Linked DNA regions of Homo sapiens: all the other regions are linked to region 1. A link is an interaction called in ENCODE POLR2A ChIA-PET data of the cell type or tissue named here. Cell type or tissue: MCF 10A. All regions are shown on one strand.

Region 1 (8,000 bases):
TAGAAAATTTTAACACATGAGAACTCTTTTCTTCTTGTTCAAGTTGATTCATCTTGTAAGAAGTTACAGTAAAAGAGAGTTGGTGTAAACATCATATATATTTACACATATACATATATACATAGTTCTATTTCAAGTGTTGTGAAAAATAGCACGTGGATCTGGTTCTCGCATATTTATTTTCATTTGTTGCTCGTAAAGATGCAAGGTGGTTGGGAGGCTGAGGTGGGTGAATCACCTCAGCTCAGGAGTTCGAGATGAGCCTGGCCAACATGGCAAAACACCGTCTCTACTAAAAATACAAAAAACATTAGCTGGGCCTGGTGACGTGCACTTGTAGTCCCAGCTAATTAGAGGCTGAGGCAGGAGAATCACTTGCACCCAGGAGGTGGTGGTTGCAGTGAGCCGAGATCATGCCACTGCATTCCAGCCTGGGTGACAGTGAGATTCCGTCTCAAAAAAATAAATAAATAAAATAGATACAAGGTGGATTAATCTGACCATTTATCCTAAACAGAAAGAACAAGTAAAAACTATATTTGTCCTTTTCATTCCATCTAGAATTTTTGCTACTTACTGGCTGTCCAGGCTCACCAACTCCAATGGGTCCTGGAGCTCCCGGTCTTCCTTCTTGGCCTCTTTCTCCCTAAGAGAAAGAAATAATAGAATGAAAGCTTGAGATTTTAAATAAAGAATAAACATAGCGCAAAGTTCTCTCAAGATTTCAACAAGGATAAATAGCGAAATAGACAAAATGTTGGTTTTCATAAAGGTAAAAAATTCTAGAGGAAGAGAAATAGCTCGAATTTAAGTGAACAAATTACCCTAAAATGTTTATTATCTCTTCTTGTCCAAATGTAATTCAGTATTTTCAGTTTTCACAAAATATTGTGTAAGAATTGGCAGGACAGACTGTGTGGCAATGCAGGTTGGTTACAGAGCTGACTAAGCTGACAATGTGTGTGCTGTGCCCTGCCCTCTTGCCACCATCCAGGAATGTCACCCCTTCCTTGTCCCCACTCTATCCTATTCATCTCTCCTTTAAGCTCTTTTCAGACTTCATCTCCTCCAGAAAACTTCTCCATAACTCTGCCAGCATAAACTCCACCTTTCCTGGAGTCTCAATGTGCTCATTGTTGAAATGCTATACATGGGGATATTCAATTACATTCAAAGTACACTGTTTTGTACTGCTTGCTATTTTAATCCTGCATCAAAGTCTTATTGTCACAACCACTTGGAAAAGCCATTCAAAATAGGCACTTCTGCTTTATTAATATGTCCTGCATAATGTACAGCCTCACAGGATGGACGTTCCTTCCTTCCCTTTCTAGTTCTCTACAAATCTCTCTGCCAACATTGACCTATTCATTGCCATGGCCCTTCTGGTTTCTGCCCCTTTATGCTTATTCAATGTGAACCATGATTGTTGATGTGTTAAGTTGTTTCACTTCCCAATAACATATTTGCATGTGAATGTTTAAAGTCCATGAAAACAACAGAACTACATGTACCTTGGCAAAAGGGTGGGTATTTGGAGACAAGTAAGTTTTTCATTCCAACAAAATTAAAAAATACGTTAATTATTCTTGTGGTAACTGCCCCTGACAAGCACATTTCTGTGTCCAAGCACATAAAATGAAGTAACTTCAGGAAGCCTCCTTGTGTCTATTGGATTTAGGCCAAATGGAGTTCAAATCATGGCTCCCCCAGGCCCTACAATAAATTCAACAGTCATCAGTGGGCAAAAAGACAAGTATCTTTACCTTAATACCTTGCTGTCCAATTCCAGGAGCTCCTGGAGAACCATAAGGACCAGGAGGACCTGGCTCACCCTGGAGGAAGAAATAGTGACATCAGTTATATGTTAGGTCGACTCAATAGTATTGACTAAGCAGCTTTTAGATGTATGGTTTTGCAATAGGGGCTTTCAGAGCAACAACAAACCTGTACATCGTGCCTGCCCTCAATTGTTTACAACTCATTTGGAAAGAAAACACAGACCCAAGATCAAATTATCCACTAGGCACAGTAGTCACAATATCTGGGTCCACAACACTTTCAGGAGCCTGCAAATATGTTCCAATTGTAATTTTTTGATTCAAAATAAAAATAAACATAATGACTATATAACAATGAATACAGCTTGCATTCATAAATATAATTTTTTAATGTGTTTATGGAGGAAGGGGCCCACAAAGTCAAGTGTTTTCAGGATCCATAAAAGGCATAACGCAGCCATCACTCATTCATTCACAAATCTTTAAGTGCTCTGGAAGACATATTTTGTTTCCTCCCCTGCGGCTGTCCTTTCTCAGCTTTCCTTCCCTGCTGATAAACCCCCAATTGAGTCAGTCAGTGGGCAGCTGTTCTTTGCCCTCAGAGGTGTAGGATGAATGATCATTGGCCTAATGCAAGATGGGAATCTCCTTTCCCTTTGTCACTGATTCATCTCAGTTGGTCACATGGCTCAATTCTGACAAACGAGATGTGAAGGACCTTACTGGATGCAAAGGAGAAAACTGCCTCTGTCTCTTCTTTCCTACATAGAGATGTGATAACTGTCTTGTAACTATGAGGCAGCAATCTCTAGGACAAAAGCCAGCTGCTGAAGAGGCCTGGCTCCTGGATACCCTCAATGAGCAACTGATCCAGTCCTGGACTACCTGCCTTCAAATATTCTGTTTACTCAACAGCAAGAGTTCTCATGATTTAAGCCACTATTATTCAAGATTTCTGTTACTCAAAGCCAGAGCATTTTGAAATAATAATAGCCTATGATGTGGCAAGCCCATAATAGAATTCAGGCATTTTAGAACTAGATGTGACCATTGCACTCAAACCCCTACATTTCACAGGTGAGAAACCCAAGTCCCAGAGAGATTACCTGGCCAGCCCAAACTCACACCTGAATACCACTCACACAGTTACAGCTCTTTAGGTCTCTCCGGCTTTAAGCCCTGTGGCATGATGATAGGGGAAGGGGAGTGGCTATTGACCCCAATTACCCATTTCATAATATTATTTTTTTCTGTTTATCAAAATAATATGTCTCATTGTAGAAAATTGTCATATATTAAAAAGCATGCATGCAAAGAAAATTTTAAATTACCTATCTGTAACTATTAATACTATAAAATTTCGGTGTATTTCCTTCCAGTTTTTTACATTCACACGTGTACCTTTAATTTATGCTAAGGAAGATTGCTGAACACTCTTTATGTTTCAGCTAATGAATATTTGCTATTAAAAATTTCATTCAACCCAAAGGTTTCTCTCTTCATGCTTTCACTAACCAACAGTAAAATGAAACAGGAAAGTGAAACAAGCCTTCTCTGAGATGAAGGGAGATAAAGGAGTTTTCAGAAATATTAAAGTCTCAATTTACCCCAGAAGCTTGTGATTTTGGAAGGGACACCTAATGACCAGAGCAATGTTCTGTGGATATAGTAAAGACATTGCTTTACTATAAGAAGTCTGTAACCGATGTGGTGGCTCATGCCTGTAATCCCAGCACTTTGGGAGGCCGAGGCAGGTGAATCACTTGAGGTCAGGAGTTCAAGACCAGCCTGGCCAACATGGTGAAACACTGTCTACTAAAAATACTAAAAAAAAAAAAAAAAATTAGCTGGGCCTGGTGGCATGTGCCTATAGTCCCAGCTACTCGGGAGGCTGAGGCAGGAGAATTGCTTGAACCTGGGAGGTAGAGGTTGCAGTGAGCCAAGGTCACGCCACCACACTCCAGCTTTGGCAACAGAGTGAGACTCCGTCTGTTAAAAAAAAAAAAAAAAAAAAAAAAAGGTCTGTTGACTTTGACCAATTGCGAAAGAGAACCAGAAGGGCTAAGAAGGGTCAGAGTCAAACCAGCTCCCCAGAAGATATGCCCAGGCTCAGGGTGATTTAAAACAAAGGAATCCTGCCTCAAAATGAGTCATCCACATTTATGATCCTTTGATATTTAAGTGGATTGAATTCAAAAGTACTTACTGTGCATGCTGTTGAGTACAAGTCAGTCTGGCAAATATTTTTTCCCTTAAACTCCTAAGGTTGTACTTGTTTTTCTATATTGATTAAGTTTTCTGAGCAGCCAGTTGACTGACATTCTCATTTTACATGTTTTTAGCCATGGAATTTATATATATATGTTACATAATATATGTAACATTATATATACCTGTTATATAATATATATACATATATAACAGGTATATATAATGTTATATAATATATATAACATTAATATATAATATATATATATATACCATTAAAAATACAATAATAATATCTACCCACTGCTGAATTTGTCTGGCTAAAAAAAATACAATAATAACAATACAAGGCCCTAAATTCACTTATTCTATTCATTTTTTATCCCTTCTATATGTAGCATTGGTTCTGTAATGGGTCAGAAGGCATCTAAATTATATATTTGGTAGAGAATTTGAGGATTTTTTGAGTAGTGGAAGTTCTGCCCTACTTGGTACTTATCTGATGTTTGATCAGAAACAAACCAAGAGCCCAGGTTGGTGACAAGAAATTGGTTTGGTCATTACCTTGAAATGTATGGATCAGGAGAATCAAGAGTAGAAGCAGCTCTCTTACCTTGAGCCCATGAAATCCCTTTAGCCTTAGTCAAGTACCAAGAGCAGCTGAGCAATATCTTAATATTGCTTTACAAGGCAGTTGCAGGGATCTGAAGATTACAGAGGGATTGCTCTCCTTTACCTGAACACAGCCCCTTAGCAATGTAGCTTCACATTTCACTTGCTTAAATTTATTTCTCGGGAGCCTGGTATCTCAAGGTAGGATCCACAAAACAGTATTGGCCTATAGCTCATGTTTATTCCCTTCCCATTTCCCCTTTTTCTTTCCTACAGAGATTCCTGAGGTAGTAAAGAAAGTGGTCCTGACTCTAAAATATGCTGTCTGGGTAAAAACAAAACAGGGAGGGAAGAGTCAGCACTCTAGTCAGAATAGCCCTGGTAAGACGGCAGGCATGATTCCTTTCCTGTTAATATTCCTACCCCAGCCCTTAGCAACACACACACACACACACAAAGACAGAGAGATGGCATGCCCAAAAAATTGCATGCCCACAGTAATTATTTCTCTACTTTACTTTCATTTGCCATCAGAGCCATTTACCAACAGGCAAGTATAACAAAGAGGTCTGGGTTAAAATCAGTAGCCCCAGAAAGAATATGTTTCTCATTACCTCCATGTGAGTGTGAATGTGTGTGAATGTGAGTGTGAGCGTGTGTGGAGGCAGCAAAAAGTTTAGGTAAACCACCTTTGTCCTTTTCAGAAATTAAGAACACCCATACTATGGGCTTCAAGAGGACAGGAAGCCAATGTTTAATAAAACCTGCTATTTATCAGCACTGCCCAGACATGTTACATACATTATCTCATTTAATCTTCTAACAATCATAGGAAATAGATTTTGGGGTTTGGGTTTTTTTTTCGAACTCCTTTCCTCAAATGATTGTTCTGTCTTGGCCTCCCAAAATGCTGGGATTACAGGTGTAAGCCACCACACCTAGCCCTTCATGCATGGAGTCACAGGGAAAAAACCATGGCTTTGAATCATTTGGTCTTGTAGAACCTTGGTTCTATCATTTACTAACAATTTTAGCTTTTGCAAGATCTCCATATGCAAAATGAGGATAATTATATCTGCCTTGTAGCATTGTTGAGAGGATTCAAGATATTGTCTGCAAAACATCTAAGTCATAACCAGTCACACAACACCTGTTTAATATGTATAGATTTAATTGTTATTCACCAGACCTTTTTTGAGCACCAAACTAATAATAGGTAAATAACAATTTATGTCTATAATTGAATATCAGGTTACCTAATCACAGACATAAATCAGATTGCACCTGCACTTTGCAGAAGCTTACAATCTGGCTGGAGAGACAAATCAATATAAAATAAAATACAAGCATGTGAATTAGCATAATAAAGATATTAACAGAATACATAAGACTCTGAGGCAGAAATGTTTAATTCTACCTTAAGGAATTGGGAAAGTTTCATATAGTAGAGGAGATGTTTGATCCAAACAAAGAAGTAGGAATCATAGCTAATCTGATGGAAAAGAAAAGAAACAAAAGTTACAGAAGAAGAAAGAGCATGAGGCTTAAAATGGTGTTAAATATTCTAGAGACGGTCAGCAGCCCGTGAGCCCAACAGGCCGGAAACAAGGTGACACTAGGGCCACTGTCTGGAGCAGCATGGTCCAATGCAAGTAGACAGCGAGCCACATTTGTAATTTTAAATTCTCTACTAGCCACATTAAGAAATAAAAAAACAGGTAAATTATAATTAATAAATTTTACTTAATAAATACAAAATATTATCATTTTGACATGTAATCAACACTTTTTAAAGTATTAATTATTTTTTTACCATCTTTTAATGCTAAGTCTTTGAAATCTGATGTGTATCTTATACTTACAGCACATCTCAATTTGGACCAGCCACATTTCAAATGCCCAGTAGACACATGTGGCTACCTTATTGGGCACTGCGGTTTAGAGTGATTAATGAGGTTGAAGGCTCAGGTCAGTACCATGAACAGTACCAACATTTAAGTCAGGTGGGAGTGGAAGAATACAAAGATGTCTTGTGGGGAGTTGGGGAAAAAGAGAATTTCAAAAAGAGACTCATCATTTCCAAAGATAAATTGTCATCTTTCACTCCCCAATATAGTCATCTTCCAGCCCTTCCCACCTCAGGGAAGGGCACCAGAATCCCTCCTGTGTCAAATGGGAACCTAGGGGTCATTCATGACACCTCCCACTCCCTCTGCCACCATATGCAACGCATCCCAACACCTATCAGTATGCCTCCTAAATATCTCTCAAATCCATCCACTTCAGTCCTCTACCACGCGTCTCCAGTCTACAGCAAACTGATAATACCTCTTGTTCAGAGTACAACAAAGCCCTTAGTACTCTACTTGCACCCACTCTAGCATGCTCCAATTTATTCCCTCCATTGCTGCAGAGCAATTTTTTAATTTTAATTTTAATCTGAGTAAAACCTTCTGAGGCCTTTCCCAAAGACAGAGCTCCTTACAAGGCCCTGCCTCTCCAATCCATCTGTCATCAGTCACCTCTTTACTCCCCACCCCAGCAACATTGGCTTTTGTTGAATTCCTTGTACTTGCCTTGCTCCTCCTGCCACAGGATCTTTGCACAGTCTATTCTGTCTGTCTGGGATGCTCTTACCTTTCTCTTTCATAGTGATTCTTACCCTTCAGATCTTATTTTAAGCAGCATGGCTTCAAGAAGGGTTTTTCTGATAAGATGAAATCACTATTTTAGTATTGATAGCACTGTTTTCCTTTTTTTTCTGAGCATTCATTACAAGTTGCAACTTTGCATTTAATGTTCTCCATCTCCTCCCCACTAGACTGTGGGGATGATGCATATGATTTTGTTCAGCTTTGCATTCTCAGTGTTTAGCTCATTACTATAATTCACTCAATCATCCATGCACCAGACATTTACTGAGCATTGACTAGGGAGCAGGGGCTCTGCTAGCTGTGGGAGGTGAACAAAACTGGAAAGCTGTTCTGGGCTGAGGAGCTGTGGGTCTAGAAATGCTCCTCTGCAGTTCCCTGTGGTTCACTTAGGTTTTCAACTAGGAGCAACTGTATATAAATTACATAATGATATCAAGTACCTATTACACAATTTCTCCTACCAATTCACCCAGACACAATTAATCTTTTTTTTTAGCTGAAAGAGTAATGAAACCACAATGAAGAGGAAAATTCAGCTGAGAAAACCGACTAACACTCCGTATCCCTGGCACTGATTCTAACCAAAAGCAAATCCTTCATTTCTCTAAGACAATACATAACAAATGGTTATCCAAGACTGAATTATTTGTGGACAGAACTTTACACTTTTTTTGATAATACAATTATGAACAATTTTATCATATTTTCTTAACATTACAAAGATGTTTTAGCAACTTTTAAAAAT
Region 2 (8,000 bases), 68 kb before region 1:
ATGAGGGTAGGTGACGCCCTGTGGCAAGACCTACTAGAGATGCTAATGATGGGAAGAAGGAGAGAAATAAAAATTGCTTCATTAGCCACCTTCTGTATTCCCAAGACTATGCCATGTATGTTCATATATGTTATTTGATATAATTTAGTACTCACAATAATCTTGCATTATAATGATGTCTAGTTTATGTAACTTCTCTGAACCTCGGTAAATTCATCACATATGTAGAAAATAATATCTACATTTCAAAGGGCTCAGAATTAAGTGAGACAAAGCTTGTAAGTGTTTCTATCATGATTTTTACCACAGAATAGGCACTTGGTATATGTCAGCTCCACTCACCTATTTTATTAAAGTGGAAGCTAAGGTTTGCCCAAGTCTGCACAGCTATTAAGGTGCAGGGCTAGAAGGATGTAGAAAAACAGGAACCCTCATAATTGCTGGTGCAGCCACTTTGGAAAACAGTTTGGTGGTTTAAGGTTCAACATAAATTTGCCAAATGATACAGTCATTTCACTCCTACATATACACCCAAAGAAAATAAAAATGTATGTCCACTTAGAGACTTGCATATGAATGCCCTTAGCAGCATTATACATAATCATCCAAAACTAGAAACAGCCTAAATGCCCATCAACTGGTGAATGGACAAAGTGCTGTAAATTCAGCAATAAAAAGGAATAAACTATGAATAAATGCCATAACATGAATGAACCTCAAAAACATTATTACTGATGAAAGAAGCCAGATATATGATTACATTTATAAATAATACCCAGAAAAGGTAACTCTATAGAAACAAAAAGTAGATTAGTCACTGCCAGGGGCCAGGGACAGCAACATGGATTAACTATAAATGGTCGTGAGGGATTTTACTGGGGGGATAAAAATGACCTAAAACTGATTTATGGTGATGGCTGTATAGCTTAGTAGCAAATTTACTTAAAGAACCATTGAATTTTATACTTAAAAAGGATGAATTCTAGAATGTGTAAAATATGCCTGAATAAAGTAATAAAGAAAAAAAAGAACCAGGGTCAGGCTTTGAACTACCACCCAAGACCTTTAGCCTTAGGTCCTGTTTTGCCCATATCCTGTTACCAGCTAAACAGCTTCCAGCTTCCAACACTGCAAAAACCATAAATTACAAGAAATGTTGAAGTTGTTCATTCAGAAAAACAGTCCATCTTTTAATTTACTTTCTACTTATAAACTCTAAAATACTTCCAGATAACCCAAGCCCTTAAAAGGACGGGGGCCACTTTAAAACTGTACTTTATTACTGACTTAATTCTTTTAATATCTACTTTCATAATTATGTATTTCTATTTTGCTTACAGACCACTTTTATTATACTGTCTCCATCTGTTCCACTTAGTACTTAGCTGCTTCTAAGGCTACGGGTGCTAATTATCTCTTTAACACCTCTCTCCTACTGACTCCCATCTTTGAGGGTCCCCAAGTTCCTGCCAGCTGAAAGGATCACTCCAACATCAAGGGCTCCAAGTAGAGAACATGAAAACCCTGTAGTACATACATTTCCATTAGCACTCCTTTCTTGAGTACCTATGAAGTACTTTCAAAGGGAGAGTGTGTAAGTTCACTGCCTGAAGTTCTCCAACTACACCTGACTGATTCATACACTTTGCTACATCTTAAAAGGACATGTCTTTTCTCTTCCAAACATTTTGACACTCTCCAACAAAACAAGTCAAGCATAGTTAAGTAAATCTTACCCAAAATCATCGAAAGTTTCATCAAAAATAATACTCCTCTTTGCTCAGTCACCCCAACCCACCCCAGATTTGGTGGCTTCCTCTCATTCATTTCCGTTCACCTGTGCCCTTCCAAGATGAGGTGAAAAGGTTAGGAAGGATATGGCCAGGTTGGGCGCAGTGGCTTACACCTGTAATCCCACCACTCTGGCAGGCCGAGGTGGGTGGATCACATGGTCAGGAGTTTGAGATCAGCCTGGCCAATGTAATGAAACAGTGTCTCTACTAAAAATACAAAAATTAGCTAGGCGTGGCGGCAGGCACCTGTACTCCCAGCTACTGGGGAGGCTGAGGCGGGAGAATCACTTGAACCCGGGAGGCAGAGGTTGCAGTGAACCAAAACCACGCCATTGCACGCCAGCCTGGGTGACAGAGTGAGACTCTGTCTCCAAAAAAGAAAAAAAAAAAGGAAGGATATAGCCAGACACCATGTGCCTCCTGCTGTGATACATTAGAGAATACACCACCCTACCTATCAATATTCTGGCCTAGAAAAAACTGAACCTGGATGTAAACACGTCTCTTGACCTACCAGCTTTGAGTGTCCCCAAGTTCCTGCCGGCTATTACTACCAGCTTACAGTAATAGACGGAAGAGGGAGAAACACGTTACACAACACCATGAGGATATCATCAGCAAATCCGCAAGTACAAATAACACATACACTAACTGCGAGCTAAAAACAAGGGAGGAGTCTACTTTGATTAAGAGAGATTTAAGAGCTATTTCAATCAAATGCAATGTGTGGGCATGATTTGGATCCCAATCCAAACAAACCAATTGCAGCAAATGGGTAAGACAAGCTTGGAAATGTGAATGCTGGATATTTGCTATATTAAGGAATTGTTCATTTGTTTTAGGTTTGATAATAGTATTGTAGTCAAGTTTTTAAAAAGAGTTCTTACATTTGAATGACAAATGCTAAAGCTTTATATGGATGATGTCTGAGGATTGCTTCAGGATAATGTGGTGAGGGGAGGAGTGAAGAATATAGCTAAAACAAGATCAACTATGTGTTGATAATTGTTAAGGAAGTGTGATATGTAAATGAGAGTTCATTTCACTAGTCTTTCCACTTTTGTGCATGCTTAATTTTCATAATTGTTTTAATACAATTTTTAAAAATCCATAAACAATATCCAGCAAAAGTCTCTCCAGTGAACCTGAGATAGTGTTGCTGTAATAGACCCCCTTAATAATAATTCATGATTTTAAAGATATTAAAACTGGGCAAAGGGGAGGAGCACACAGGTAGATTCAACATCATTAGAATTTACATCTGTCGTGTGTATTCTTGGGATGTACCAAATGTTACATAATTTTTTTTTTAACATAGGGATACGGAGAGAAGGCAAGATTTTTTTTTAACAAAGTAGTATGTTTTAAGAAAAAATTTGACACTGTAGTATTTAATTCATGATTTTTTTTGTGTGAGAATGTTAGCTAAAACCTCCCCTCAACTAGTATTAATTACACTAATACCCACACATGGGAAAGCAAGCGGGAAAAGCAGTTAAAATAGGTCCATAGTTTACCTCAGGCCAGCCTTGTCAATGCTCAGTGTTGCTATTCATTCTCTCCTTCACAGTCTCCCTTATTCACGTCCCCCTAACCCTCAACCTTTGGGAGTATCTGAAGGCCAACTGCAGTAGGACAGCTGACCCTGTAGATACCTTACTGTTCTCTCTGTCCCGCAGCCTCAGCCAATGAATTTAAGATGTGTTCCATGTCATCTGTGGTCCTTCAGTGTTCACCTAAAACAAACTGTCCATCCTTATCCATATAATTGTTGACATATAGCTATGTTTCACATATCTAAATAATCTTTTGTATCTTTCAAACTACGGGAAAATAATGACTTATAGCAATGCTTTTGTGAATCTAATAGACTTTAAATCAAGTCTTAACGTTCTGCAGATATTAGAATTGGTCTGTAACACGGCATGAGAGTTGTTCCTCAGTGTATATGTACCATACTTTGATAGATGGGAACATTAGGCATTTAATGATCTGAGAATCCACAGAAGTAGTGTCTCTCCACTATGGTGGGGTCTTTGAAAATGATCTTTTGTGGTTCCATGGGCCGTGTGTCCATGTTAGGCCACCACACCTGGTAAATGTGAGCAAGAGAATTGCGGACAGGTCTTGCTTGGCCATTTGACGGCACTGGTTTTGTCATAAGGCAGCACCGTAGGTACCTAAGAAGTGCGTTGACCTGTGATATTTTCAGATACACAGTTTATTGTCAGTGGATACAGCAATATTCACAAATAAAGGAATTACAACAGGTTGTCGCATAGCTGGACATAGCTTCCCACGCAACAGCTGAGGGTTGTTGGAGCCTGCAGAGGGAGCCCTTGTATTAGGAGATAATGAACAGACGTGCGAGCAAATTCTAGAGTCGCCATTGGTAACAACATCTATCACTTTCCTAAGATGACAGTCTTAGCCTTACCCCTAACCCCTGCACCCACTCTCTCAAAAGAAGAATAACGGACTGTTTAGATGGCATACCACTTCCTCTTGGCCCGCCAAAGGGATTCTAGATGGGAGATACTACTTTCATTTTCACAGGAAACGGCCAAATTCAGGACTGTCTGCAGTATTTGTGCATATGAACTTAACAAATGATTCAGTGAAGACCACCTAGACCATAACCTTGCAGAGTGGATAATTTTAACTCCTTTAAAAATACACATCATCTTATGATGGTTCTAAAACTCACACATTGAAGCTTTCCCTTTTTAAATGAAAGAAGAAAGAGGAGAGCAAACACATTCATTCATTTTCTCATTAGTAAATCTTCACTTTGGTTAATATTAAAACTATTATAATAAATAATAAATAAAAATAATACTTATTAAGTTTATTATGCAGCAGGAAGTTTTCATTCATTATCTTACCTGATCTTATCAACATCAACTTATTCCATTTTACAGATAAGGAAACTGAGCTACAGCAGGATACATGACTTGCCAAAAACCAGGCAGTCTGAAGCAATTCAAACCCAGGTATGACTCCAGAACCCATCTCCCATTTTGATGTGGACTGGGACTAGATGCAAGACGCTAACTTTTCCATAGACTTTCTTCCAGCTGTCATTTAATGCAAAGACCTCGGCTGTTTGGCTGTGAAACTGTAAAAGTCCTTTCCCTACATCGCCAGTCACACCCTCTCAAGGAGAAGAACATCCTGGATTATAAGATTCATCCTGTATTACACAGGTCCCACACGACCTGCACAAGAATCCAGCCCTCTAAGTCTTCCCGTCCCATTTTCCCTCCGTTGCTAATCCTTGGTTTTGCGGTTTACTCCAATGTGTTAATTGACTTCATTCCAGATCTCCTACCTATACCAGTTCTTAATCTCTCTTCTTATCCATCCTACAATGTGTGTGATTTGGCAGCGTGATGCATAAAATGGCTACTACCACTAATTATATTTGAATTTGTTAGGATTCATAAAGATGTTTTACATACATTAGTCTATTAATTTATCATAATAAACCTGTGAAGTAGGCATTATTATCCCAAATCACAGATAAGAATGCTAAGCCTCAGGGAGACTAAACGACTTGCTGAGGTCACACAGCTAATAAGTGGCAAGGTTTCAAGGTGGAGCAGTGACAAGGAAACAACCCATTATACCTTATGAGTTTTCTAAAAATATCAATATAATATTTGAGGAAATAATCAGCCCATTAGATTATTTTCCTCCCCCTTACTCCCCCACACACTAATGAGGCTTTAATCATACTCTCTCCCTTTGTGCCAGCTAAGTTGCTGCCACTCTTTGAGAAGAAGGTGGAAGCAAGATATACTTGTTCCAAAAGTGATTTCATGCTTTTTCTACTTTGGGGACAATAAAAGCAAATTAAATTCACTGTGAAAGAATCAGCCTCTTAAGGATGTTCCAAGGAATGGTACTCTAAAGATTCTGCTAAATGATGAAACTGAGGAATGACTGGGTTTTAAAATAAGGTAGAAGTCAAAGTGATGATAGCAGCTGCCTTATGTTTCTTTCTTTCTGGTTTTTAAATAAAATTAAGATATAACTACTCCAACTACCACAAACATAGGCAGAACTCTGGAATGAATTACATAATTCCACCTATGTCATGTGTTAGGACCTCTAGAATACCTCACTCGTGGTAGCCAGAATGTCAATGGAAGTTTTAGAGGCTTTTTTCTAAGTATATGCACATATTGGCAATGTGTATTGATTATTGAATGACCGTTGTCATATGACTCAGTCATTTCTCAATGACACCCTTTAATATGAATAGGAAGATAGTACCAACTGTCAGCATGATCATCATGGGGATGAGAAAATAATTATACAAATGCTAGAAAACAAACTTCTCAAATTGCTACATTTCCTCTCAAGTATTTTCTCACCTTTAAATTTCAAATTATTTAAAGTATTTTCAATTACTTGAATCAATTTATCTCCTAAAACTTTAATATTCACCCCAAAACAGCTGTATCTCATAGTCCCTGACAATTTTAAAACTTCTTATTTTTTCCTTTTCTCAAAATCATCTCATCAAAGATGAGCAAATGATGGCCTTTTGCCAAGAACTTCACTGGAGAGCAAGAGTCTTTCTTATTTAGCTTGGTTAGAAACCTTGAAAACATAAATATTGATACTGCCCCTTACGACAGTGAGAAGAGCAGGCTGTCTTGTACTAAAACTGAATATAATTTTCCACTGGGAGAAAGTTCCTCCAAGTCTGCATGATCAAAAATAACAATATGTTTATGGTGATGTGGGCAATGAATGTTAAGGGGATTTACCATGTGTCTCCAGGGCTGAAGGAAAAGTACGTACATACTCATAAGAAGAGAAATACAAAGCTAGGAAAACAGCAAGGAGAGATGAAAGCAATATTCAAAGTCATGAGGTGGACTACTAGAGTGCAGCTCAGATTTTAGAGATCAGGCATATAACTGCATTGGGGAGTAACCTTGAATAGTCACCTTTTCCTGGTCTTGGATATGACCCTTTCTGAAACCTCTGGGTCAAACTGCCTAGGGTCTAAACTTTGTATGGCTCTGGCTTTAATTAGTTCTGTTTTGGGCTGATTGTCCAGGCTGAAGCAATTTTGCAGTCATATTATAGGGAGGTGGCTTTCTTCAAGTCCACTTTGGAATTACATGCCCTTAACTTCATTAAGTCTGTATCCTAGGCCAGCCCTCCTTGTTGGGCACTGTTCAAAAATGGAGTTCCTTGTCCAGTCTATGTCTGCCAATGGAATTCACACATTCCTAATGCATCTCTGTGTGAATCGGTCCTCTGTTCCACCAATGCCTGTTGGTGGAGTGTACATATGTGAGCCATTGCAGAGAACAGAGGGGCAATTCAGATGCTGGGAACATTTTTAGAATAATGATACTCAGTGGAATTCCACATAGACTTGCATTTTATGGCTATGGGTCACTTTTGTCAAATAAAGCATGTATTTACAATACTCAAACATTTAAAGTTACTGAAAAATATTTAACTCTTTTGGGTTTGGGGTTTATGCTTCTCTTTAATGTTTATATAATTTAAGTTTTGACAATAGAAAAGCTAGGCTGAAAGGGGAAACAATCCAACTGCACACACAAAAGAGTGCCTAGATAGAAGACGGACAGCATAGGAGATTGAGCATCTGTGGATCAGGGTAAGTCATGCTTTCTGCTCTGATTTATTCATCCATTTAGTTTTTCATTCATTCATCCATATCCATAGCCCCTCTCATATACAAAACAAATGTAGTATCAAAAATGTTTCTATTGTAAAGAGACAAGTTGCTCAACCTTCTGGTTCTTCATTTCTTCATCTATAAAACAGGGGGACTGTTAAAAATGTCATAATATTCTGGAAATATTTAGGTAATACATAATCATGACAATGATAATAGTAATTATACCTGTAATAACAACAACAATCCAACAAGTCTTTTCTGCCAACAGACTTATGCCAACAACTTGATGGTTAAGAGGTCCTAACCCCAAATCCAGGTTAGATCTCCTCTGTGCAAAGATTAGGCTAAGTTCAACCACTCCAAGGCTTTGGAGCGGGTCATAGCTTTTTCTGTGATGATCCAGCTCCCTGAGAGGGCCTGAAAAAAGCTAAGAGACGGGCACGGTAGGCTGTACCTGCCCTTAGTGAACTCAGGAGAGCCACGTCTTATATTCCTTTTCTATGAGGCCAGAAATAAACTCTTATATCAGAGACATC
Region 3 (8,000 bases), 62 kb after region 1:
TTTAATAAAGTGGCTTGCTCATCCTGATTACAGTTGAATGTTACCATTCTGTCGAGTAGAAGTCCACAGGATGCATCATAAAACAACTTTATTATTCCCCCACCACTCTTCCTATTGGGGAAGTGGGGCAGGATTTTCCTTGCAACATGGATGAAATCACAGGTAGTGGTCATGAATCTTCGGGTTGGTCTTTGATAAAAAAAATTGCTTCTTTCAAATTTAGTTATAAAAACTCTCTCGTTCCAATAATTTAAATGTTTATCACAGGTAGTAGCCAATATTCTGAGCTTGAAGTTTCTTCTCTGGAATACTGCAGTAGGAAAGCGGACATAGTCAACTTTTCCATTTCCCCACTTTGTGCCTCTCTGCCTTCCCCAAACTCATGAATTGCAGTTTCAGGCCCTTCCAGGTAGAAGACAGGAAAGATCTGCTTAGCTGGTCACTGCCACGCTTTGATTTTGGAAGGTATTCAGGTGATCTCTTTCTCACTGCAGAGCTCTTATGCATTCTTTGGAGACTCTGCTTCACCAGGGATTTCTCATCTGAAGTTCTCTTAATGCTGGCCTTAATGCAAGATCTCTTCTCCAGCAGGTATCAAATACAATCTTTACCTCACACCATCTTGTTCCCAACAGAATACCTCCAACATCTCTCTGCTATGGTCACCTCAGTCCTGGCAGATAGTTCTACAGATTTCTTTAAGCTGACTCTCTTGCCCTTGTAGTCTACATCCCATCCTCAGGGCAAGACTCATATCCTCTATCCTGACAAACTGAGAGTGAAGGTTGTTCCCCACAGGTGCACCTCTCACCTCTTGGCCATTAGAACCAGCCAGCCCCAGTACCTGAGTTTTAAGGCATGGGTCCCAAAGCAGCCCACCCTGTTCCCTACCTACCTCCCTCTTCCAAGATGCACGGATCAAGCTCTCTGTGTGGAACAGCACCTGCCCTTCACCCCCAGATATCTCATAGGGGATTAGGAGTGAGACTCACAGAAAATGAATTTCTCCGAAGAAATCACTTCCAGACTCTTCTGTTCTTTTATATCTCAGAAAGGATTGGGTTTTCAGGTTGCAAAATCTTTTCCAGCTCTGCATAGGTAGGTAGCATCTCACTGAGGAATGGAGTATTTACCACCTATTGTTCTGTTCCAGTCTAGTAGAGCTTTAGCAAAAACTACAGGCAACAAATTCTATTTTTAACATCCTGTTACACAAACAAATATGCTGAGTATGCACACAAATAAATGGTGAAAGAGGCACAAAGAAGTGAAAACAATCGTGCATGGTAGGAATATTTGAATTGTATTACATGTCCTTTAATATTGTTTTAACAGTAATATTTTTACATTTTCAATTGGAATGAAAGCATGTATGTGTTTGAATAATTTTTCATCGTGCACTCATTTTTTTGATTCCACAACTAATGAGAGAAACAGTGATGATTGTAAAATGTATCCCACCCTTAAGGAATTCACAGTAGAATTCCTTGTAGTTCCTGTAGAACTACAATAATATAATGTAATATAATAGGTAATAGTATTATAATACTCTGTGTGTGTGTGTGTGTGTGTGTGTGTGTGTGTAAAGAGATGGGGACTAAGGCAGGTACAGCAAAGTGCTAAGGAGTCCAGATGGGGATAGATGCTACTTCTACTTCTAGCTGCAGGAGACTTCAAGGAGGGGCTGGAGGGATGTATCTTGAGGGATGGATAGCATTTGATTTTTCTAAGTCTTGGAGAAGAGCATTCTGGGGGCCTGGGGGGAAGGAACAAAAGCACGTTATAAGGAAAGTGCTATGGAAAAGTAATTGGGAACAATTCAGTGGGACAGCTCTAGTATGAATTAAGAAATCAAGTGGGAAAAAATATGTTGGGCCACAGTAGGTAGGGACAACCTCATGTTGATAACCCTTTAAAAAAATTCCAGATGTTTTTATCCATGTTACATGGAGAGAAATATTCACCATTACATGTAATTTACTAATCTTTAAATAATTATCATATACTTACCTCATTTATACAACACATTTAACATCTATTAATTTAGTAAATGAGATTTCTCTTAAGCACTGTTGCAAACTGAATCCCTCTTCTCAAGTTTAAAGTAGGAGACTCTTGGAAATATTTTTCAAAGAGAGGACAAAATATGCCAATAGAACAATGATTATAAAACTGAATAGTATAAAAGTCATTAAAAGGCTAAAACTTTGGAAGTAAATTTGTGTCCACATCATGCCTGTCCTGATTCTAATTCTGGTTCTCTTTATGCTTCTGGGTTTTTTCCCTCTTTCATTGCTTCCTTGGGTTATGATTATACTTAGCCAAGAAAGTCAGGCTTAGCTTCTCAAATGAGCTGCTAATGTTCCAGGATTTAGAGCATGTGAGTCAACTCTGTTATCCATCTGAAGGTTTTCCAGTTACACATTGTAAGGTACAATGTGTACCTTACAGATGTAAGGTACATCTGAAATAGTCCAAATTACTGACTCAGGCCAATCACATATGCTTTGATTTTTCTGTGACCTAATCTTTTTCTCAAAATGACCCTGGTCCTCAATGCGTTGTCTTCATAGTCTAATAAACATCTACCTCCCAGTTCTTGTTCTGAAAATCTTTTTCTTATTTTACTACCAACAGAAAACTGTTTATATAACTGCTTTGGGTCTAATTATAAAGTTAATCTGATTCATTGAAAATACAACTTTTTTTCTCATCTCTCAACCATTATGACTTGCAACACGGACATTTAAGTCAAGTCTGAGGAGTCTGGATGTTGGTCTATAGGGAATGTTAACCAATGAAAGGCTCTAAGTAAAGGGTCGCTTCAGGTATGCTTCAGAGTAATCAATCTGGCCTCACAGAGGAAAAGGATTAGAGTAAATGAGCAGGAACCAGGGAGCCAGAGGCCAACTGGGGAGACTACCGTCTGGCTGAGGAGTAATTAAGACCTAAAGCAGGGCAATAGCTGTGGGAGCAGAGACATTGGCAGAATGTAGCCACATCATCTGTTTCAAAATCCCAAATGTGATTTACTCAAGTCTTGTTCAATGAGGGGTAGAGATCAGGCAGTAAAATGACTGTGGTTTTACTGGTACTAACGATGCCAATTTGAGAACAATTTTGATAGCTGCTACTTTAGTGACTCAGTGCCCGTTAGAAGAAACGCGCCAAATTACTAACAAAAAAAGCAATGAGCAAGGCAGGAAATGTTTGGATTGCCCATGTTGCAGTTGTCATGCTAAAACTGCTCCAGTTAATAAGGCATCTGATATGCTGCTTGAATCTTATTTGTACCTTAACTTTGTGGATATAGGATTATGATGTGTCTATTATGGAATTTAGCATCCTGATCCCTCCAATTATACTCTTAAAATAACATTCATTTTTTTCTTATTAAAAACATTTTTATATTGTAACGCATATAACAATTACATTCAAATTTAGAAAACACAGAAAAGTATAATGAAGAAAATAATGATCACTTTTAAACCTACCACACAGAGAAATCTGTTAAAACTTACCCTTTTAAAATAAGGCTAGGATCAGTATAATTATTTCATCCAGTAATATTTCATTCCTGTAACAGTAAACCGTAGTGCTTTCTCAATCTTTAAATAATTTCCTAAAACGGGTCAACAAGCTAATCCAGCCTGCCACCTGTTTCTGTAAATAAAGTTTTGTTGGCACAGAGCCATGGCTATTTGTTTATGTACTATCTATGGCTGCCTTTGCACTACAAGAGCAAAATCGAATAGTTGTGACAAAGGCAGCACAGCCTGAGGAGCTGGAAATATTTACTATCTGGCTCTTTACAAACAGTTTGCTAACTCCTGCTTTAAAAGATTATTTTAATGACAGCATATAATTAGATCAAAAGGCAGTTCCCTTGGAGAGTGCACGAGCCAGTGGTTAGAAGCACAATGCTGGCGCCAGATTGTCTGGGTTTGTATCCTAGCGCAACCATTTAAGAAATGTATGAGCTTGCCTACCTTATTTCACCTCTCTGTGCCTCAGTTTTCTCATCTGCAAAATAGGAAAAATAAAAGTGTTATCCTCATAAAGTTGTGATGAAGATGTTGTGAGCCCTGTGATGCGCCTCCAGATTTTCCTTTGGTCATTAGTGACTTCTTCCTTCAGCTGTGGGAAGTGCTGCCAGTAGACAGCCCTCAGCTGTCAGCTTTCTTTGGGGACTGCCTTACCCGAGGAAATTGCCTCACTCAAAATCATGCCTCCTCCAAGGGACAGTTCACATTCAATGACACATCCACATAAATGGAATAGTATAAAGGCCTGTGTCCCAGCCCCCAACTCAGGACAACTCTGAAGGACCAGTCCAACTCCAGAGTTACCCATGGGCTGGCAGAGGCCTTTTTTGGCATTGCATAGCTGCTCAATCTCCCCCTCTGCCTAATCTCCCTTCTTCCTCCTCCCATCCTTAGGTGCTGATCCCAACAATACTCCCTAATGAATATGCTACATCCTAGTCTCCATTTTAGAATCTGGTTCCCAGGAAACCTAACCTGAGATAGTATGTTAAATGAGTCTATATTTAAAATCTCTGACACATAGTAGATGCTATATATTTATATAATTTTTTCTTAAATAAACAAATAATCCAGTGGGAAAGAGTGAAATGGAAATACAAGTTCAAGGAGAAAAAAATAGAACAATGTAAAATTTCCTACAATTGAAGAATAACTTAATCATAAAGTTTTTGTTAAAAAAATTAATTATATAGATCAAGCAGTGGTTATTGGTTGAGACAATCCACATTGACAACTTTGAAATATTCCAGTGTTAATATTTATTTATTTTTAAAAATCTTTTTTAAAAAGGTGTACTTTTCTTTTAAATAGTATGTGTATCTATTTGTGGGATACATGAAATCTTTTGATACAGGCATGCAACATGAAATAATCCAATGCTAATCTTTAAATACAGGGGACAAACATCAATCAGATTCTCATAACATGTTCAGAGTCTACATAAACTGAATTCTGGACCTAGTTCAATACACAAGGGAAAGAGAATGACAGTGTAATTACCAATAATTAAACCAAAGGCATAATTTTCCAAATCACTTTTAGTAAGTGAATAAATTCTGACATTTTAAAAGTCTAAAGCTACATAAAATTCAAAGCAATCAAACTATTTTTCTACCTGAAATTTTTTTTGAATTTCTGGAGGGAGGGCAAGATGGCTGACTGGACACAGCCAGGTGGAACAGCTGCCACCAAGGAACCAAGATGACTGGGGCATGTCTAACAGATCTTCAGAGGGAAGTCACCTAGAGTGGATGGAGGGAAGACACAGAACCTGGGCTGAAGGGGGAAGAAGCTGGGAACCCTGCATGAGGCTACCACACACTGAGACTCGTTCCTGGCCCCAGTGACACCAGGGGAACAGGTGAATTGAACTGGCAAGGAGCAACCCGTTCTTGCCATGGGCCTCTGGAATCCCAGCAGGAGGAGACCCCCTTGACCAGCACAGACACTTGAGTTAGCAGGAAAGGCTGCTTAGAGAAGTGGTAGCGGCAGCACATCAGCTGAGGCAGAGCCTAGACGGTTTGGTGCAGGAGCATCTTTAGTGGAGCACAGCCAGGGAAGCCCATCTCCCTAGACTCAACTTGCTCCCATAAGAGACTTTAGCCCTAGGGAAACTGTAAGATCTGAACTCTGCAAGGTGATCTTGCCCTTCAAATGGGGCCAGTTCAACCTGAGCACCTCTTGGTCTGCTGGCCTCTCCCAGGGCCCCAGCCTCCCCACACCTGGTTGCAGAGCAGCCTCAGGTGCCCTGGGGGCCCACTTCACAGCTCCTGTACTGGCAGATCATGCCTGGCTGGCAGACAGCTCCAGAGGGGTGGCCCCCATGGCCATGCACCAGCCTGCCTGCTCCCTTTCTACACTGCAGTTTCTCCCAGGCTCACAGCAAGCCCCCACATTGCTTTCCCAGAGCACATGTGCATGCGCAGGTTTTGCCTTCCTTACCCACCAGTGCAGTGTGTGCAAGCTCCCTGCCCTGCTACTGCTGCAGTGAGAATGCACTCCACCCCACCTCCCCACCACCACCACCACCATTGCAGTTGGAGCCTTGGCAGGCATAGAGCCAGCCAGCCAGCCCTACTCCCACCAGTGCCCTGCCCTTGTGCCAACACTGCCCTGGGAGTGAAACTAGGCAGAGAAAACAGTGGATCCTCCCCTGCCCTGAGGGACCACCCTAGCCTGCAGCACACAGAGAATACACACAGACCTGTGCCCACCAGCACCCCACCCCCATGCTAACACCACCACCAGCCTGACTGCACAGTTGCCAGCAGCGACCCCCCGACCCCCACCCAGCGGTGCTGCCTCTGCCGCTGTGATGAATGCCCACATGGAGGCAGGCATCCCAGCACCTGTACCCTGCTGCAGCAAACAAGCATATACCTCACTATGCTTCCACTGCCACTGCTGCTGTCATGTGTGAACGAGGATGGATCCCAGTGTTACTGCACTACAAAATGCTTTGGCTAACACCACCCATTAGTGTAGTGAACAGCAATCCGAACCACCTCAGCTCCCCACCCCAACCCCCCATACAGTGGATTCCTAACCTCAAGGATCCAGACAACAAGATCAGGGCCCGATACAAGTCCCCCAGAGAGAGAACACACAGTCCAAGAGTTGAGAGCTTCAGCATTGGCCCCTTAAAATCTTCCAAAAACAAAGCCAGTTGACTGAATCCATCTTATACCACAACCAAACCCTCAAGGTCATCATACTAGATGAAAGAAAGAAAAAAACACCCAAAGGTCAGCAACCTCACAGATTGAAGAAACATCAACCCACAGAGATGAGAAAGAACCAACCCAAGAACTCTGACAACTCAAAAAACCACAGTGCCTTCTTTCCTCCAAATGACCACACCACCTCTCCAGCAAGGGTTCTGAACAAGGCTGAGATGGCTGAAATGACAGAAACAGAATTCAGAATATGGATAGGAACGAATACTAGCCTTGAATGTAAATGGCCTCAGTTCCCCAATTAAAAGGCAAAGTGGCAAGTTGGGTAAAGAAACATGATCTATTGGTATGCTGTCTTCAAGAGACCCATCTCACATGCAATGATACCCATAGGCTCAAAATTAAGAAATGGAGAAAAATCTACCAAGCAAATGGAAAACAGAAAAAAATCAGGGGTTGCAATCTCAATTTCAGACAAAACAGACTTTAAACTAACAAGGATCAAAAAAGATAAAGAAGGGGATTACATAATGGTAAAGGGTTCAATTCAACAAGAAGACCTAACTATGCTAAATATATATGCACCCAATATACAAGCACCCAGATTCATAAAGCAAGTCCATAGAGACCTTCAAAGAGATTTATACTCCCACACAATAATAATGGGAGACTTCAACATCCCACTGACTGTATTAGACAGAGCATTGAGGCAGAAAATTAACAGATATTCAGGACCTGAACTCACCAATAGATCAAATGGACCTGATGGACATCTACAGACCTCTGCATCCAAAAGCAACAGAATATATATTCTTCTCATCACCACATGGTGCATACTCTAAAATTGACCACATAATTGGACACAAAACTCTCCTCAGCAAATGCAAAAGAACTGAAATCATAACAACCACTCTCTTGGACCACAGTGCAATCAAATTAGAAATAAAGACTAAGATATTTGCTCAAAACCATACAGTTACATGGAAATTGAATAACCTACTCCTGAATGACTTTTGGGTAAATAATAAAATTAAGGCAGAAATCAAGAAGTTCTTTGAAACTAGTGAGAAGAAAGATACAATGTACCAGAATCTCTGGGACACAGCTAAGGCAGTGTTAAGAGGAAAATTTATAGCACTAAATGCCTGCATAAAAAAGTTAGAAAGATCTCAATTTAATAGCCTAACATCTACAACTAAAAGAACTAGAGAACCAAGACCAAACTGACCCCAAAGCTAACAGAAGACAAGAAATAACCAAAATCAAAGATGAACTAAAG

Evidence for each region. Peaks named below come from ENCODE experiments on the same cell type or tissue, not always from the same donor. Only the 100,000 strongest peaks of a DNase experiment are listed, where the experiment ranks them.
Region 2: POLR2A ChIA-PET joins it to region 1 with 11 read pairs; 8 of 35 experiments call an interaction of 5 or more read pairs at or near these places.
Region 3: POLR2A ChIA-PET joins it to region 1 with 20 read pairs; 5 of 35 experiments call an interaction of 5 or more read pairs at or near these places.

Annotation. Positions count from the first base shown.
Region 1 is chr7:7,488,812-7,496,811 of GRCh38, forward strand. COL28A1 (collagen type XXVIII alpha 1 chain) reads right to left here. Exons shown (of 35, transcript NM_001037763.3): 12 at 1,767-1,835; 13 at 578-646. Among named protein-coding and RNA genes, the nearest start is that of COL28A1, 43 kb to the right of the region's middle. In MCF 10A, no CTCF peak of the experiment used is centred here; DNase peaks (open chromatin) are centred at 940 and 3,870.
Region 2 is chr7:7,420,465-7,428,464 of GRCh38, forward strand. All of the region lies in intron 25 of COL28A1 (collagen type XXVIII alpha 1 chain), which reads right to left. Among named protein-coding and RNA genes, the nearest start is that of COL28A1, 110 kb to the right of the region's middle. In MCF 10A, a CTCF peak has its summit at 4,133 (motif pointing right); a DNase peak (open chromatin) is centred at 4,127.
Region 3 is chr7:7,551,167-7,559,166 of GRCh38, forward strand. It overlaps MIOS-DT (MIOS divergent transcript), which reads right to left. Exons shown (of 5, transcript NR_110084.1): 3 at 3,990-4,023; 4 at 993-1,756; 5 at 1-310. Among named protein-coding and RNA genes, the nearest start is that of MIOS-DT, 11 kb to the right of the region's middle. RefSeq lists enhancers at 5,642-6,143, 6,144-6,643. In MCF 10A, no CTCF peak of the experiment used is centred here; a DNase peak (open chromatin) is centred at 3,105.